3 separate regions of the Homo sapiens genome follow, and all the other regions are linked to region 1. A link is a loop called in an ENCODE intact Hi-C map of the cell type or tissue named here. Cell type or tissue: B cell. All regions are shown on one strand. Links, peaks and the distances in the headings refer to the core of each region. The heading gives the core; the rest is flanking DNA.

Evidence for each region. Peaks named below come from ENCODE experiments on the same cell type or tissue, not always from the same donor. Only the 100,000 strongest peaks of a DNase experiment are listed, where the experiment ranks them.
Region 2: it touches region 1 in a loop (4-fold over the local background); 3 of 110 quality-filtered maps call a loop at or near these places.
Region 3: it touches region 1 in a loop (15-fold over the local background); 2 of 110 quality-filtered maps call a loop at or near these places.

The regions. Positions count from the first base shown.
Region 1 is chr17:35,584,605-35,590,509 of GRCh38, reverse strand. AP2B1 (adaptor related protein complex 2 subunit beta 1) reads right to left here and starts at 3,188. Exons shown (of 22, transcript NM_001030006.2): 1 at 3,082-3,188. RefSeq lists enhancers at 2,672-2,781, 2,043-3,242, 3,212-3,381 and a silencer at 3,012-3,131. In B cell, for the core only: no CTCF peak of the experiment used is centred there; a DNase peak (open chromatin) is centred at 3,209; H3K4me3 peaks cover 2,007 bases; H3K27ac peaks cover 2,732 bases.
Region 2 is chr17:35,365,762-35,371,666 of GRCh38, reverse strand. It overlaps SLFN11 (schlafen family member 11), which reads left to right. Exons shown (of 7, transcript NM_001376007.1): 2 at 3,967-4,064; 3 at 4,604-4,720. Among named protein-coding and RNA genes, the nearest start is that of SLFN11, 4.9 kb to the left of the region's middle. RefSeq lists enhancers at 3,079-3,128, 3,229-3,278. In B cell, for the core only: no CTCF peak of the experiment used is centred there; a DNase peak (open chromatin) is centred at 3,456; H3K4me3 peaks cover 982 bases; H3K27ac peaks cover 1,831 bases.
Region 3 is chr17:35,086,905-35,092,809 of GRCh38, reverse strand. RAD51D (RAD51 paralog D) reads left to right here. Exons shown (of 10, transcript NM_002878.4): 10 at 1-589. All of the region lies in intron 5 of RAD51L3-RFFL (RAD51L3-RFFL readthrough), which reads left to right. It also overlaps a transcript of RFFL not described here. Among named protein-coding and RNA genes, the nearest start is that of RFFL, 26 kb to the right of the region's middle. RefSeq lists enhancers at 2,891-3,542, 4,259-4,388, 4,519-4,568, 4,579-4,658 and a silencer at 3,239-3,868. In B cell, for the core only: a CTCF peak has its summit at 3,288; DNase peaks (open chromatin) are centred at 3,409, 3,819 and 4,469; H3K4me3 peaks cover 2,410 bases; H3K27ac peaks cover 2,850 bases.

The sequences.
Region 1 (5,905 bases), core at 643-5,642:
CAAGAAAAATGAAAATAGTGTAAATAAAAACAAATCAGAAGACATGATTGTTGCACAACACTGTCAGTGTACTAAATGCCACTGAACTGTATGCCTTAACCTGGTTAATTTTATGGTACGTGAATTTCACCTCAAAAAAAAATCACATATATATATGATTCAGTGTATCTCTCATATAATGAGTTCTCACCTCATATAATGAGAGATACACTTAATCACATGCTAGATATGGACATAGCCAGAGTCTCCAAAATACAGGATGGCAAAAACTGACGTCTTCATTAGAAGTTACAGCCGGTCGCGGTGGCTCACGCCTGTAATCCCAGCACTTTGGGAGGCGGGCGGATCACAAGGTCAGGAGATCGAGACCATCCTGGCTAACACGGTGAAACCCTGTCTCTACTAAAAATACAAAAAATTAGCCAGGCGTGTGGCGGGCGCCTGTAGTCCCAGCTACTCGGGAAGCTGAGACAGGAGAATGGTGTGAACCCAGGAGGCAGAGCTTGCAGTGAGCCGAGATCGCGCCACTGCACTCCAGCCTGGGCGAAAGAGTGAGACTCCGTCTCAAAAAAAAAAAAAAAAAAAGAAGTTACAGAAAAAGTAAACAAAATAGAGCTAAAGAAAAAAAAAATCTAATATTTGCTGAAGTGCCTCAAAAATCAAGCTGCTCCTATGGGGGGAGAAAATGTTCCTTCAGAAGAGCCAGAGAAATAAGCAAAGCCATGATGGAATTTGAACTCACACTACCTTTCTACCAGATCAAACCAGACAAGTAACGGCTGTTCTGAGGATTTACGGTATGGCCTAAGGCCACTGTTAAACAACAAAGCTGCCAGAGTCAAAGCACATAATCACTCTTACTTGCCCTCGACCAGAGTGTGATGTCACTGCATTTCGGAGAAGGCCTCCCTGCACAGGACTATATATCCAGATTTAACATAACCTAGTTTCTACCAAATATAGGTTGTCAAAGTCCCTCCTCTCCTATATCTCCCTCCAGTTCCCCAAAAGAGAAACTGAGCAGCAAAATAAGATTAATACCTTGGGTAGAATAAGGTCAGAAAAAAATTAATAGGGTCTTAATTCAAATGGCTCTCTGGGAAGCTAAATTAGTTTGTAAAGTCACTAAACCCTTCTTTTCACAAAGTGGGACTTTACAAAGCTCAGTGCTCATAGTGAAAAACTGGCCAAAGTTAACCAAATTATAAAGCAGAAATGTCATTCCAGTAATCTTTTATTATAAAGGTGAGAGGTGCCAAATTCATTTCTAATCAAATATTCAGTAATAATGCAAAGACAATAGCATCATCAGGTATTACCTTGCTCATAAGAAATTATGAGACACAAAAGCTAAAATCACCTGTGATTTCTATTTAAACATAACAGACTACAAAGTAGCTTCTTAATATTATAACGAAGCAAAGGAGTTCAAAAGTTTTACATCTAATTCTTAACCAAAATAACATTAAACTCTGGAAAACCTAAGGCTAGAAGGAAAGAAAGGACAAGAGAAAGGAGAACGTGCCCTATTTAATATATTCCTTGCTCAGCTTCGTTCAAACCTGTGCCTAAAAAGTTAGTATTTCAAAATATGGATCTTTTAAGGAAAGAAAGAATGAAAGAACTGGACTTCCTTGAGTTTCTTCATACACAGTCAGAATATTAGATTTATATTGATTTTACCACCCAGCTTTTAGTGAGGATGTTTGCATTATACATCATCCTTTCTGCTTCCTTGAAAGTTTCAACGGCTAAGATACTGCAAACAGTTCTCACCTTACCAGCACGCTTAGTCATCACTGGAATGTCTTAACACGTTTTCTTATAGAGCTGCACCTCCTTCATCTGCTGCTTTCTATTACTACTTTGTAAGTGTACCCTGAGGCTAAGCAATTGAAGTATACAAGGAAGGTAACTAATCATTTAAATTGATTCTCATTGAGACCACCTTCTTTCTTAGTCATTCTGCCTTTCTAAGCTTAATGCATTTACTTTCTTTTAAACCACAATGGTTATGATAAGTCTTTGGCAGTTTTCAAAACATTTTTTCTTCTCAAAAGTCAAGTTTGGCTGGGCGCGCTGGCTCACGCCTGTAATCACAAAACTTTAGGAGGCCGAAGCGGGAGGATCGCTTGGGCCCAGGAGTTCGAGACCAGACTGGGCTACACAGTAAGACCCTGTCACTAAAAATACAAAAATAAAATAAAATAAAAGTCAAAAGTTTAATGAAGCATCCGCGTGAGTTCAATAAAGGCCTGTCCCCCCCCACCCCACCCCTCCAATAGAAGACTACTCTTGAAAACAAGCAGCATGAACAAATGATTTGGATTCAAATGATAAGGAAATAACAGGACGTTCCAGTTTCTTTACTTTCAGCTTAATCTACAGCCTTTCCCAAACCAGACCATTACTGCAGAGCCCAGAAAAAGAAAAAAAAAAAAAAGATGCTGGGTTAAGATTTGCCCCCATTTGCTTCCCCCTCTCTTACATCGGGTCAATTCTGGAGGTTACTCTTTCCTTCCTCCAAGAGTAAGGAATGCCTCTTCTTTCCCCAGGTGGTCAAGATTCTAGCGATATGCTCCTCCATTACGGAGCAGGGAAGAGGTTGTCTCTTACCCTCAAGTTACCCGAGAGACGACGTTCGCCCATCAATGAGCAAACCTTTGAGGGAATCCCTTTTCCCTTTGGCTTGCTGGACACGTCTCAGCCTCTCAGTGAACGACGCCGAGCGGGGAAGAAAGACGGTTCCCCCCACGGCCTCCAGGCTCTATCAGCCACACCCCTGGCCTCTGGTCCCCCTAAACCCTCAATTCCGAAACACATCTTCCCCTCCTGCCCCCAACTACCTGCTGCCACACCCGAGGATTCCCTCACCGCACCACAGGCATCATGGTAGAGACCCTTTCTCCAACCTTTTCCCTCTCAATGGTCACACCCGACGGTTCCCTGCATCATCAACGGTCACGCTCTTAGGATTTCCTCGCCTCCGCCGGTCTCCGACCCAGCCTGGTGTTACCCTTCTCTCCGTCCCCGACCCCGTCAATTAGGGACACACCCTAAAGGCAACCGCCCTGAACTCACCGGAGGCGGAGGCGAAGGCGAGGGCGGGGGTGGCGGCGGGAGCCGGAGAGCACAGCCCAGGTGGTGGTGTAATGGTTTCCTGCCCGTCACGATTCTTTTCTAGGTCTAAGCCACTGCGCAAAACCCACTTTGCCAGGGACAAAGATGGTGGGCAGGAAACTCTGACGTCAGAGAACGTCGCCGCGTGACGTCATCGGGGTGCGCGGTAGACCTAGAAAGCCTGTGATCTCTTGTCGCCTTCCAGACCCAAAGATTTCCTTTGGTCCCGGCAAGCTAGCCCATCTGGGCCTCAGAGGATGTTAAGTGGCTACTCCAAAGGGATATATTTTAAAAAGCTGACAATGGATTTGTTTCCTCGCACAGAAATTCTCTGAAAAACGTAAACATAGAGATGATGAAATATCCTGTTCCTTTCTGAAAAAACAAAACCCCTCAGCTCATTTTCCTTCCAGGCTCAAGGGCGGACAATGGTGATATAGCCCAGGCCTATATACGGGCAGTGGGGCTAGAGGATAGTGCTGCACGTAAAAGAGGTTGAGGAGGCATTGGATGTGAGTTTGAATCCCTACCCTGAATGTGACTGAGACAGTTAATGTCTCATCAACCTTCTTATCTGTGAAATGAAGACAATGATAGTATCTCTCTCGGGCATGTGAAGTTTAAACCAGATAAATTAGGTAAAGTGCCTAGTATATAATAGGTGTGCTTACACAAAAGTAAGTTTCTTTCGGACACTAAGAGCTAGATTCCAGGACCTGGAACTGGAGAACAAGATTGATGATGTTAAATGAACTAGCTGTCCCTAAGGTTAATTTCAGGGTGTAAGGAAGGATGGAGAGCAAAGTGATGATTTTTCTCACATTTTGCCTATGAACTCTGTGAGTCAAAAAGTGTTTCAGTATTTTAAAACTTCATTCTTAAAAAAGTGATCAGAAGTACATTAAAATTTTGTATAACATACTCATGTATTATTATTTCCTCTGTTATTAAAATAGGGGAATAGGGGAAATTAGAAAGCCAGGTATAAGGTGAGAGAATGCAAACAGTTATGGTAAATCAGATAGCTGCATAATGTTATAGAATATTTTATGACAGAAAATTCATAAAGTGTTAAGCAAAAAAAGGACACCAAACAATACAGTATACAGTATGACTATATATGTATAGAAAAAAAAGGCTAGGATAGGCCAGGCGTGGTGGCTTACACCTGCAATCCCAGCCCTTTAGGAGGCTGAGGTGGGTGGATCACCTGATGTCGGGAGTTTGAGACCAGCCTGGCCAATGTGGTGAAACCCTGTCTCTACTGAAAAAACAAAAATTAGCTGGGGGTGGTGGCACACGCCTATAATCCCGGCTACTCAGGCGGCTGAGGCAGGAGAATGGCTTGATCCCAGGAGGTAGAGGTTGCAATGAGCCCAGATCTCGCCACTGCACTCCAGCCTGAGTAACAAAGCCAGACTCATCTCAAAAGAAAAAAAAAAAAAAAAAGCTTGGATATTCAGCAGAACGTTAAAAGTGGTTATTGCAGGATAGTGAGAGTTTTATTTTTCTTCCTAATATTTTTCTGTATTTTTCAAAGTGTTCTACAATGAACATGTATTTATTTCTATGTTGGGATGTGCCTTTTAAATCATATTGTTGAAAAATATGATACAGAAAAATGCTTTGAAATAAGAAAAAAAAAAAGATACAAAACTCTAAATCCAGAGGAGTATATATACCTATTAGTGGTTCCCTCTGGGTGCTGATTACAAATGTTATCTTCTTTATATTTGTTTTATTTTCCATTCCTTTCTCTGAAAAATGCATATATTTTAAGGAAAAATGAACCAATACTATTTTCAAAATATAGCATCAATCCGAAAGCTTTTCCAACTTCATTCTCTTCCACTTTTGGGTGAAAGTATGGACCAATCTCCCTTCTTTTCACCTTTTGGGACCATCACGGGCTCATAATCTAATGGGAGACCACTCAGGAAACTGTTGACATGATCCAGCCACACGATGATGGTGGTTTAAACAAATAACTGTTGATATTTATTATGATTTTATGTCAGTTACTCTGCTAAGTACATTTTTACATCCGCACCACCTGATAACCAAGTAGGTACTATTACTTCCTCTATTTTAAGAGATACAGAGAAGTTAAAAGGTAGAATTAAGATGGCTGGGCGCGGTGGCTCACGCCTGTAATCCCAACACTTTGGGAGGCTGAGGCGGGCAGATCACGAGGTCAGGAGATCGAGACCATCCTGGCTAACATGGTGAAACCTCATCTCTACTAAAAATACAAAAAAAAAGTAGCAGGGCGTGGTGGCGGGCGCCTATAGTCCCAGCTATTCAGGAGGCTGAGGCAGGAGAATGGCATGAACCTGGAAGGCGGAGCTTGCAGTCACACACACAGACACGCACACACACATACACACACACAAAGGTAGAATTAAGATTTGAACCCAGGAAGTCTGACACTAGGGCTGATAAGGCTTATGTTTTAGGTTAGGGCAAGGGAGGAACGGTGGTACTAGTCACTGAAAATAGGAAAATATAAGAAATGGCAGAAGTTTGGGGAAGAATAGGGAGGTGATGAGTTCATTTTATACGTTAGGTTAGAGTGAAGATCTCTACCCAAGAGGTACTTGATTATATGTGTCTGAAGATAAGGAATGATCTGGAGTTAAATTTGTGAACTGTGAGCATACAGATGATAATTCAATCTGTGGGCATGAACATTATTCATGAAGAATGTGGAGAGTGAGTGCTTGGGGTAGAAACAGATAAACCCAAGAATGCAAAGAGGACTGAGAAGGAGTAGTCAGAGAGGTAG
Region 2 (5,905 bases), core at 663-5,662, 220 kb after region 1:
ATCTTTTGCCCATTTTTCAATAGGATTATTAGATTTTTTTCCCTATAGAGTTGTTGGAGCTCCTGATATGTTCTGGTTATTACTCCCTTGTTGGATGGTTAATTTGCAAATATTTCCTCCCATTTTGTGGGTTGTCTTTTCACTTTGTTGATTGCGTTCTTTGCTGTGCAGAAGCTTTTTAACTTGATGTGATCCCATTTGTCCATTTTTGCTTTAGTTGCCTGTGCTTGTGGGGTATTGCTCAATGAATTTTTGCTCAGATCAATGTCCTGGAGATCTTACCCAATGTTTACTTGTAGTAGTTTCACAGTGTGAAGTCTTAGATTTGAGTCTTTAACCCATTTTCGTTTGATTTTTATATGTGACAAGAGTTAGGAGTCTAGTTTCATTGTTCTGCGGATAGATATCCAGTTTTCCCAGTGCCATTTATTGAAGAGAATGTCTTTTCCCTAGTGTATGTTCTTGGCATCTTTGTGAAAAATGAGTTCACTTTAGGTGTGTGTATTTGTGTCTGGGTTCTCTATTCTGTTCCATTGGTCTATGTGTCTGTTTTTAATGTCAGTATCATGCTATTTTGGTTCCTGTAGCTCTGTAGTATAATTTGAGGTCAGGTAATGTGATTCCTCCAGTTTTGTTCTTTTTGCTTCCGATAACTTTGGCTATTATAGGTCTTTTGTGGTTCTATATAAATTTTAGGATTGTTTTTTCTATTTCTGTGAAGAATGTCATTGATATTTTAATAGAGATTGCAGTGAATCTGTAGATTGCTTTGGGAAGTATGGATATTTTAACAATATTGATTCTTCCAATCCATGAACATGGGTATATTTCCCCTTTCCATATTTTGGCTCTTCAATTTCTTTCATCATGATTTTATAGTTTTTATTGTAGAGATCTTTCATTTATTTGGTTAATTCCTAGGTATTTAATTTTATTTGTGGCTATTGTAAGTGGGATTACTTTATATCTTTTTCAGATTGTTCACTATTGGTATATAGAGATGCTACTGATTTTTGTATGTTTATTTTGTATCCTGCAACTTTACTGAATTTGTTTATCAGTTCTAATAGTTATCTGGTATAGTCTTTAGGTTTTTTTCAAATGTAAGATCATATCACCTGCAAACAAGGACAATTTGACTTCTTCCTTTCCAATTTAGATGCCCTTTATTTCTTTCTCTTGTCTAATTGCTCTAGCTAGGATTTCTATGTTGAATAACAATGGTGAAAGTGAGGATCCTTATAGTGTTCCAGATCTTAGAGGAAAGGCTTTCAGTGTTTCCCTACTCAGTATGCTACTAGCTGTAGGTCTGTCATACATGGATTTTATTATGTTGTGGTATGTTCCTTCTATACCCAGTTTTTTGAGGAGTTTTCCATGAAGGGATAATGAGTTTTATTAAGTGCTTTCTCAGCATCAGTTGAAATGATCATATGGCATTTGTCCTTCATTCTGTTGATATGATGTATCACATTGACTGATTTGCATACGTTGAACCATCCTTGCATCCCTGAAATAAATAGCACTTAGTCATGATAAATGATCTTTTTAATGTATTGTTGAATTAAGTTTGCTAGTATTTTGCTGAGATACTGGTCCATAATTTTTTTTCTTTGATGTGTCTTTGGTTTTGGTATCAGTAATACTGGCCTTATAGAATGAGTTTGTAAGTATTCCCTCCTTCTCTAATTTTTGAATAGTTTGGGTAAGATTGATATTAGTTCTTCTTTAACTGTTTGGTAGAATTCAGTGGTGAAGCCATCGGGTCCCAGACTTTTCTTTGCTGGAGACTTTTTATTATGGCTTTGTTCTCATTACTTCTTATTGGTTTGTGCGGGTTTTGGGTTTCTTCATGGTTCAATCTTGGTAGGTTGTATGTGTCTAAGAATTTATTTCCTCTAGATTTTCCAATTTATTGGCATACAGTTGCTCATAGTAGCCACTAATGATCCTTTGAATTTCTGCAGTATCAGTTGTATTGTCTCCTTTTTCATCTCTGATTTCATTTATTTGGGTATTCTCCTTTTTTTCTCAGGTAGCCTGGTAAAGGTTTGTCAATTTTGTTTATCTTTTCAAACAATCAACAGGTGGTGAAGCCAGCCAAGCTGTGTTCTTTTCTTCAGAGTGGCAAGTTCCCCCAGGCCCTAGGTGGGTTCACAGATGCTATCCAGGAGCCAGGGACTGGAGTAAGAAAACCTTAGAAGTCTACCTGGTGTTCCATTCTACTGGGACTGAGCTGGCCCTCAAATCATGAGACACAGTCCTTCCCATTCTTCCCTCCTTTTTCCACAGGCAGAGGAGATGACCCTGTGGCCAACACAACCACGGGTTCACAGGGAGTACTGTTAGCTATTGCTGATATTCACTTAAAGCCCAAGGGCTCTTTAGTCAACTGGTGGTGAATGCTACCAGGTCTGGGACTCACTCTTCAGGACAGTGGACTCCCCTCTGGCCCAGGTTGGGTCCAGAAATGCTGTCCAAGGGCCTACTTGTTGCTCTACCCCTGTGGCTAAGCTGGTACCTACGGTGCAAGACAAAGTCCCCTTTACTTTTCCCTCTGCTTTTCTCAAGCAGAAAGAGTCTCTGCCTGTATGCACCACAGCTGGGGTTGTGCTGAGTCTCACCTGAAGCCAGCAGAGTCTCACCCAAGACCCACGGCATATTACCTGGGTATCGTTGCTGATTATTCAGGGACCAAGGGCTCTTTAGTCAGCAGGTGATAGATCCTGCCAGGACTGGGTCTTTCCCTTTAAGGCAGCAGTTTCTCTTCTGGCCCAGAGTGTGTCTAGAAATGTTGTCCAGGAGATAGGGTCTGGAATGGGTGTCTCATGACCCTGACCAATGTGCTATCCTACTGTGTCTGAGCTGACATCCAAGATGCAAGACAGAAGTCCTCTTTAGTCTTCTCTCTTCTCTCCTCAAATGGAAGGAAGGGATCTTTTTGGAGCTGAGAGTCACACTGTCTGGGGTTGGGGGAGGGGTGGTGCAAGCACTCTCTTAGTCGCCCCAGCTGGTATCTCAGTAGGTCGTGTGCCCTCCAAGCCTACTGGCTCTGATCTCAGCTCAGGGCTAGGACTTGCCTAGGAGTTTCAGTCCTTGTGGCCTAGAATGCCTTTCAAGTTTATTTAGAACCCCCTAGCACTTCAGCTACAGTGGCGAGGCTTGCTGAAACTCAGGTTTCAACTGCTGGGATGGACAATTTCCATCTCACTAGGGCTGGTCCAAATTCTGCCTCCATGGGCAGGTATATGCTGGATTCAGCATGGTTTTGCTTTTCACTGTAACAGGGCAGTACTGAGTTCAATGCAAAGTCTCACAATTGCTGTGCCCTCCCTTCCCCAAGCACACAGATTTCTCTGCACCACATGGTCACTGCTGGAGAAGGGGGATGGTAGGTGGAGCCTTCTATTACACCGTCTTGTTCTGCCCTCCCATTTCCCTTTCTGTTCAGTTTCTATCTGAGGCTAGCCAATCCCCTGTGATCTAGGGGAGATGGGTGGGAGGATGGAAGGAAAGGGGAAGTAAAACAAAAAAATAAGAACCACCCAGAAGCATACAGAAAATTGGGCACTACTTGACAATTTGACATTGCAAAGTTTTCCCAGGCTAATTCCTCACCTTTTAGGGAGTTTGCTGAGCAAACTAGGTAAGCCTTCTTGGCAGGGGAGAAATGCACAGATGCTACCCACTGAGCCCCTCGCTTGGGGGTGGTTGTCCCTGCATGTCCACATCAGAGTCACTGCTCCATCAGGGGTCCTGCAGGACTAGATCCTGGGGCATGGGGAGAAATGGGGACAGCTAATAAATGGAAACCGTACAGCTAATAAATGGAAACCATACAGCTAATAAATGGAAACCATACAGCTAATAAATGGAAACCGTACAGCTAATAAATGGCAGAGCTGAGATTTGAACCTAGGAAAACTGAGTCTTAATCCTTGAACTCTGTTACCTCTGTCTACATAGGTTTCTGTATACATAGCCTTCAGGACTGCTTTTGGTGGAAAGAGATAGCAGGTGGTGCTAATTCACTGTGTTGGTGGGAACTCTGGCTACACTGAAAGGTTTGAAAAAGTTATCCTGTAAACTGACTAGAATCAGGTGCTTTTGTTTCTGAAGTGCTTTTGTAAGTGTACTGAGTTTCTTTTCTGAATTCTTAATTTCTTATTGACTTAGTTTAATTTTATTTAGGATTTCAAATTTATATGGGACAATATCTCTACCTTACAAAAAATGTGCAAGTGATGCTGATTATAATTCCTTTAATCCTAAGGAAAGAGCTTGAGATAGAGCTCCCTAAGCCTTTTTTGCCTGCAAAAGAATCTAAGCAGATGGTGGGGTTGCTGTTTAAATACAATTGCCAACCAAAAACTATAATCTATTGGCTTTGACAATAAAGTTTATGGGGCAGAGAAAATATTTAACTTTGAAATCCCTGTACATCGAAAGGAATATTTTACAAATAACTTGACAAAGATGTTTCAATGGTCTTGGAATGCAGAATGGAATTTTGAGAAATAGAAATTTGTAGGCAAGGGTCTAAACTAGGCAAGGTGGTAAGAATGTGGATGTGCCAGCCTTCTTTTTTTTTTTTTTGAGACAGATTCTTACTTTGACCCCCAGGCTGGAGTGCAGTGGCACGATCTTGGTTCACCACAATCTCGTCTCGAAGGCTCAGGTGATTCTCTCACCTCAGCCGCCTGAGTAGCTGGGACCACAGGTGAGTACCACCACACCTGCCTAATTTTTGTATTTTTTGAGGAGGTGAGATTTCACCATGATGCCCAGACTCGTCTCAAACTCCTAGGCTCAAGTGATCTGCCTGCCTCAGCCTCCCAAAGTGCTGGGATTACAGGCATGAGCCACCAAACCCGGCCCAGCCTTCACTTTTATCTAACAAATTTCTTCTAAATGTCTTCACACCTCAGTCATCTCATTCCTTCTGTCACCTGCAATAACATCCACCTTATCTGTTCAGAGTTACTAGCACCCACTGAGACTTGTAATTCCAAGCCTTTAGTATAGGATGGATTTTTGTAGGAAAGGAAAATAAGGCTGTGATAGTCTGCTTCTACATATTGTATATATCCTTGATGACTTCAAAATAGTTTATGAATTTACTGATTGTTTTAAATTTTATTTTATTTTAATAATTTTCCAATAATGATGCAAGGTATTTGTTGACTGTATTTAAAATTTTTATTTAAAAAAAATAATTTTCAAATAATGATGCAAAGTATTTGTTGATTGTACTGATTTTTTACAATTTTGTTTTAAATAATAATTTTCAAATAGTGATATCGGTTATTTGTTGATTATATTGATCTTTTTGAACAATTCTTAATCTTGATTATTCATAATCTTTATTTCAAAGTTCACGCTCCTTCTTTATTATTTCCCTTATTGAGACCTATAATCCATTCACCTTTTTACTTCGTTCCTATCAATGCGATCCCTGCCACCCTCATTCCCTGACCTATTTGTCTTAGAATGCATAGTCCAGATTTCAGTTACTTCTGTGATAAAATCCTACCCTTTCCCCCGACTACCTTTTTAATTTGAAGGAGGATGGCTTTTAAAAAATGTTGTAATAATTCAGAATTCCAGAAGTGCAAAGACAAGAAAACAACAAAAATTTATGTCCCACCCACCTCTGAGATGTATTTGGTACAGGTGCTTTTTCTTCTGAACTTACAGCATTGTATGTACAGTTAAAGGCTTAATTCTCCAATCTCATTATTTTCCATCCTTATTGTAACCTCTGTAAAAAATAAGTGCATCTTTATTCACTATGCTTTTCTCCTTTTACTAAACATAAACGTATTTATTACAGTTTTTAAAATATTTTAATCTAAATGCTATTCTATTGTATATTATTTTTTGCAAACCTGCTTTTTAAATTTAT
Region 3 (5,905 bases), core at 513-5,512, 500 kb after region 1:
AAAATTAGGGTTAGCACCCTGTGTATGTTTATCTCTAACTGTTCCATTCTCAGTAACCTACACATCCTCTCTCATTAAAAAAACAAAACAAAACAAAAAACACTTTATATTTTACAGAAGCTATTAGATCCAGAGAGGTTGGTAGGGGTGCTGGTGAAATGGAATGGTGATTTGGGATTTTGGAATCAGGAAAAAGATCTAAGTTCAAAACCCTGCTAGTCCCTTTCTGGCCGAGTTACTTGGACAAGGTAATGTCTCTGTCCTACTGGTAAAGTGTATGTTGCAGGGGAATTACATTCTTTGTTGGTAAAATATATGCCTCAGGGGAATTAAACAGATAATTTATGTAAAGTGCCTTTCACAGAGAGTCTGGCACATAGTAGGTGGTCGGTCACTATTAATTCTTCCAGCTCTTGCCAGAAATAACTAAAATCAGGGCACTAGGACTTCCAAGCCGTGCTGCTACTAATAAAAGAAATAATATGATTTATTTTTTCACAACTGTTTGGGGAAAGGCCTGTGCTTCATAAATATGCGTTGGAAAGTACTTAGCAAATGAGTAGAAATAATAAAAATATGTCCAAGTAAACAGCTCCTATAAATATGTCACTTGGTAGACAAATTAGTGTTTTATCACTACTAAATACTATTGCTCGCTGAAAAGGATTTCGGATTGCTTGCACAATGGGTACATTATTGAATGCCTCTGTGGAAGGGCATGATAAAGATGAAAAATAGTGACGGTGGTAATGCCTAAGGTGGAGAAAGGAGGAGCGTGGATAAACGCAGCTCGGAGGCCTCTGTGCTGCAGTGATATGCACATTATTTAGCAGCATTCCAATGATTTGCTTGTAATATGGACCAGAGGGCCCAGAAAAAAATGATTTCCACAGGATGTCATGAATCCAAACTTCAATTATTGGATCCAATCAGTGGATTAAGTGCACCCCCTTTCAGAACTGAACCTTCAGGTTGTAAACTAAGTTTATGAAAGGACATCCCCAGGTCTCACCCCACCCTTGTTCTGGACCTATTAACTTTTTTTCTGTTTGTTTGTTTTTTGTTTTGAGATGGAGCCTTGCTCTGTCACCCAGGCTGGAGTGCAGTGGCACGATCTCGGTTCACTGCAACCTCCACCTCCCGAGTTCAAGTGATTCCCCTGCCTCAGCCTCCCGAGTAGCTGGGATTATAGGCGTACGCCACCACGCCTCGCTAATTTTTGTTATTTTTATTAGAGATGGGGTTTCACTACATTGGCCAGGCTGGTCTCAAACTCCTGACCTCAAGTGATCAGGTCTCCCAAAGTGCTGGGATTACAGGCATGAGCCACCGCGCCTGGCCTGGACCTATTAACTTTCTATAACTATGATTTCTATCAAGAGAAAGAGTGATGTGGTGGAAAAGGCTGTGCCTTCATCACAGCTAGGAATCTATTTCAGAATTGAGAGGATGGACAAGGTCCTGGCATATCTAGGGAAAAGGAATTAGAGGGAAAGGAGGAGACCATAAATGCCTTTGGAGGGTAGGGCTGGAAATGAAGACTTAGAGAGAAGCAAACCAGACAGAATTGCATCAGGGAAAGTTACAAAAATAGCCAGGAAGGAAAATGAAGGGTACATTTAATTCGGATGTGGGAGGCCTTTAGCAGGTCAGTCTTTCCGTGCATTCCAGGTGATTGAAAAAATCAGTTTTAAATTCCAGCTTTTTGGGGCGCAGTGGCTCGTCCTGGTAATCCCAGCACTTTGGGAGGCCGAGGCGGCAGATCGCTTGAGGTTAGGAGTTTGAGACCAGCCTGGCCAACATGGTGAAACTCTGTCTCTACCAAAAACAGGCAAACAAATAAACAAATTAGCCAAGCGTGGTAGCGGGTGACTGTAGACCCAGCTATAGGGTGGGAAGATCCTTTGAACCTGGGAGGCGGAGGTTGCAGTGAGCGGAGATCACGCCACTGCATTCCAGCCTGGGTGACAGTGAGACTCTGTCTCAAAAAAATAAATAAATTGCAGCTCCGTGTATTCAAGACACTGCTGGTTGAAAGAAAAAAAAGCAATACATTCCAGCTCCACCTTTTTCTAACCATGTAGTTTTGGGTAAATTACTTAATATGTAGATCCTCATTGATAACATGGGAATAATAGTACTCAGTTTGCTGGGTTGTGAGGATTGAAAATAATACTTGTAAAGTGACAGAGTCTGATATGTATACGTGATCTTATTGTTATTATTTCTGAGGCGTCGTCTCGCCCTTGTTGCCCAGGCTGGAGTGCAATGGCGCGACCTTGGCTCACTGCAACCTCTGTCTTCCGAGTAGCTGGGATTACCGGCACCCGCCACCATTCCTGGCTAATTTTTTGTATTTTTAGTAGACATGGGGTTTCACCATGTTGGCCAGGCTGGTCTCGAACTCCTGACGTCAGGTGATCCACCCACCTCAGCCTCCCAAAGTGCTGGGATTACAGGCATGAGCCACCACGCCTGGCTCATGATCTTATTTTCCTTACGATATTCCTTGTTTGAAAATACAAATTGTTCAGAAAAACTAGGAGTTCTCAATAGAACCTAAAGCCTAAGAAAATTGTGTCACTAGACACCATTTAAAAGAAGGATTAGAACTTAATATTATGTTCATGACTAGGCATCGTAGCCCACGCTGGCTAACCATCCCCTGGGCCGCCCTGCTGCTTGGCGGTTTACTAACCACAGCTACATGCATGCGCTCACTAAATCCTCACGCCAACCTGCGTTTCTGGGATGAGAAAACCAGAGTTCGTAAAGGTTAGGTACCTTGCTGAAAGGTGCATGGGTGAAAGGCAGGGATGGATCCTCGCTGAGTCATTCTCATTCTACCACAGCCTTCCTCAGCAGCTTCCTGACTTTCCTGAGGGGAAGTAGCTAGTCCTAGCGGTTTAGACTGGGCAGTGCTAGAGTGAGTGGGACAAGCATGGGTTTTTAGGTCCCACAGACCCGGCTTCTAATACCTCCCAGTTGTGGGACGCTGAATAAGCTCGTAACCCCTAGTGGGGCTGGGTTTCTGCAATCATGAAGCGGGGGAAACCATCGCCTGCTCATCGCACCGAGGAGAGAGTCAATGAGACATGAAAGTCAGGCACCTTTCAAAGTTTTATGACATGCGTTCAGAGGTGTTGAGGGACTCGCTCAAGGTCACCAAGCCGGGTCTTGACCCAGCTGAAACTTGGACCTGGACCCTTGGGCGCCTCCCGCAGAGTTGTGTGACCAAGGTAACCAGCAGCGGCCGACCCCACGACTTTGGGGAAACGACGCCTCCTACGGCCCCACGGCTCAGGCCAGCCCGGCCCCGCCGTCGGGAGCCTCAGCTCCGCCAGGGGGCGCGAGCGGAGGCCGCGCTCGAGGCCGCCGGGCGCCTCGCTCTTCTCTATGGTGGCTCGGGCGCGGCGGGAGCGGAGGCGCGATCCCGAGAGGGGGCGGGGCCGAGTCAGGGGCGGGGCCGCGCGGAGGGCGGGAGCGGCCGGGCCGGGCCGGGCCGGCTGGGGATGGGTGGGAGGGGGGGCCGACTTCCTGGGGCCGCCCGTGAGGATGTCGCGACCGCCCCCGGGTGCCCCTCAGCCCCAGAGACGCCGCCGCGGCGGAGTCCGCAGCCTCCCTGCCTGAGGCGTCCGCGGCCGGGATCCGGCCCCTCCCCTCGCCTCCTCTCCTAGGTGCCGGCCGGGAGGGCGGCCGCAGCAGGTGAGGAGGCGGCGGCGGCGGCGCTGGGGGCCGCTGGGCGCCCGGCCTGGGGAAGGACGGGAAGGGGGACGGTCGGGTGCCGTCAGGCTGTGGTCTGGGGGCCCTTCCTCTGTGTGGGGCGCGGCCTGGGACTCTCCCTGCCCTACAGGGGTGGGGGGAAGCCCTTGGCTGGCTGGAAGTCCCCGCCTTCAGGGCAGCCCACACCTGTCCTTTGAAAAGTCCCCTCAAAGAAAGCGTTTCACCTGTGGGGGCAGTAACAGGAGACGTGCGTCCTCGATTATCCCCAAGCGCCCTGCAGACCGGCAGGTCTAGTTGGCTTGTGGGGAAAAGATACCTCTTTGTACGTCAGAAGAAACTGAGGCAGGTCCGCGGCGGCCTGCTTACCCCTTTAAAGGAACCAGCCCGTCCCTATCTCCGTCTTAGAGGAGGCGGCTGGAGGAGGGAGGTTTGGAGTTTGGAGGTTTGATGGAGAAGTTTGGGAATGCGGTTCTCCCCGCAGGGTCCACTGTTCCCTCGCTTGGGAGTTGTCCTCTGTTCGCGATGTGTGTGAGGTCGCCACTGTGCGGCAGCGGTCAAGACCGAGAGGGAAATGGGGCCTCTCTTCAGCCGGCTGCCCAGGAGACAGTTGACCAGACATGGGGAAGTCTGGCGAACCAGGGGAGCCAGAGCCTCCGCTGGCACGTCTGCTCAGAGCTTGAGTTCAGGCTGGCAGAAGAGATAAACAACAGCATATCATTTTCTCCTTTTTGTTGGTCTGTCATTTGTTCTAGGGGGGAAGAAGACTGCTTGTGTAATCAAGAGTGTACCGTGCACCCCCCAGTCTACCATAAGGAAGGATAATTGTTAGCTTGGAAATAGGGTTTTACCCACAACTGTCTCTTTGCTCCCTGGTTAAAGGCCAGAGTGACGTGATGAGCAAACATCCCGGGGTGCATGTGGCCTTCTAAGAAAGCAGTGAGTTCCTTATGTATCCCTTTGATTATTGGTTTGGAGGACAGAGAGACTTCCTGTTAACCACTGTCGCTGCAACTGTTTGGGGTGCCTTATTCTCCCCGTGACAGTTCAATTTACTGAAATGTGGGCCGGGCTGCCCGTTTATTATACCATTCTTCTAGGAATGGGAGTAGGCAGGGGACAAGGTACTGGGCTGAATTTGTGTACAGAGTTCTAGGGCTGCAGCCTAGCCGTGGCAGCTCCTTTCTGTTCAGGGGATTTCAGGTTTGACAACTTCTTTATCCTTTTCTCTGATTACATTCTCTTTCACATTCAAGGAAGTAGATGATGGCAAAGGTTTCCGAACTTTTATTGTATATTTCCTAATTCTGAATTTTAGAGTACAATTCAGAAGTTACAGTTTATTTAGAGGTATTCTTAAGTTTGAAAATATTTGGGTATATTTTCATAACAATTGCAGATTGATGTGGCAGGGCTAATATCTTGATTGTGATTGAAGAAAATGTTCATGTAATCTAGGACGCACTCATTTTAATGCCCGTCTAATTACAAAGACCAGCCTGTTAAAAACTTTCATATTGATCAGGTAGACAGTTGTGATTTCTTGTTTACATTGGGATCAAGGGTTGTAAATATTTAAATCGACCAGTTTAACCAGCCTCCAAAATAACATGCACAAAAAAAGAAAGCTCTTCTCAGAAACCTTAAAAATCAATTTCTTTCAAACCTTCTCTCATGACCAAGCCAGTTGACATAACTCTGCTTGGTACCATCTAATAGGAACACCTTTTTTTTTTTTGGAGACAGAGTCTCACTCTGTCACTCAGACTGGCGTGCAGTGGCGTAATCATGGCTCACTGCAGCCTTGACCTCCTAGGCTTAGGTGACTCTCCCTTCTCAGCCTCCTGAGTAGCTGGGACCTCAGGCATGTGCAACCACACCCAGCTAGTTTTTGTATTTTCTGTAGAGATGAGGTTTTGCCATGTTGTTCGTCATGAACTGGGCTCAAGCAATCCTCCTGCCTTGGCTTCCCCAAGTTCTGAGATTACAGATGTGAGCCACCGCGCCAGGCCGGAACACCTCTTAAGGGTTGTGGAAAAGGCGTTTTTAGTGACCAGCATTTAAGAAGACAAAACAAACAGCAACAATAACAAAAAAGGGCACAATTTCTTTTCTAATTACATGTGCATTGTTATTTAAATACAGTCACACCCATCTCTATGAGCGTCATGCCTAAGACTTTCTG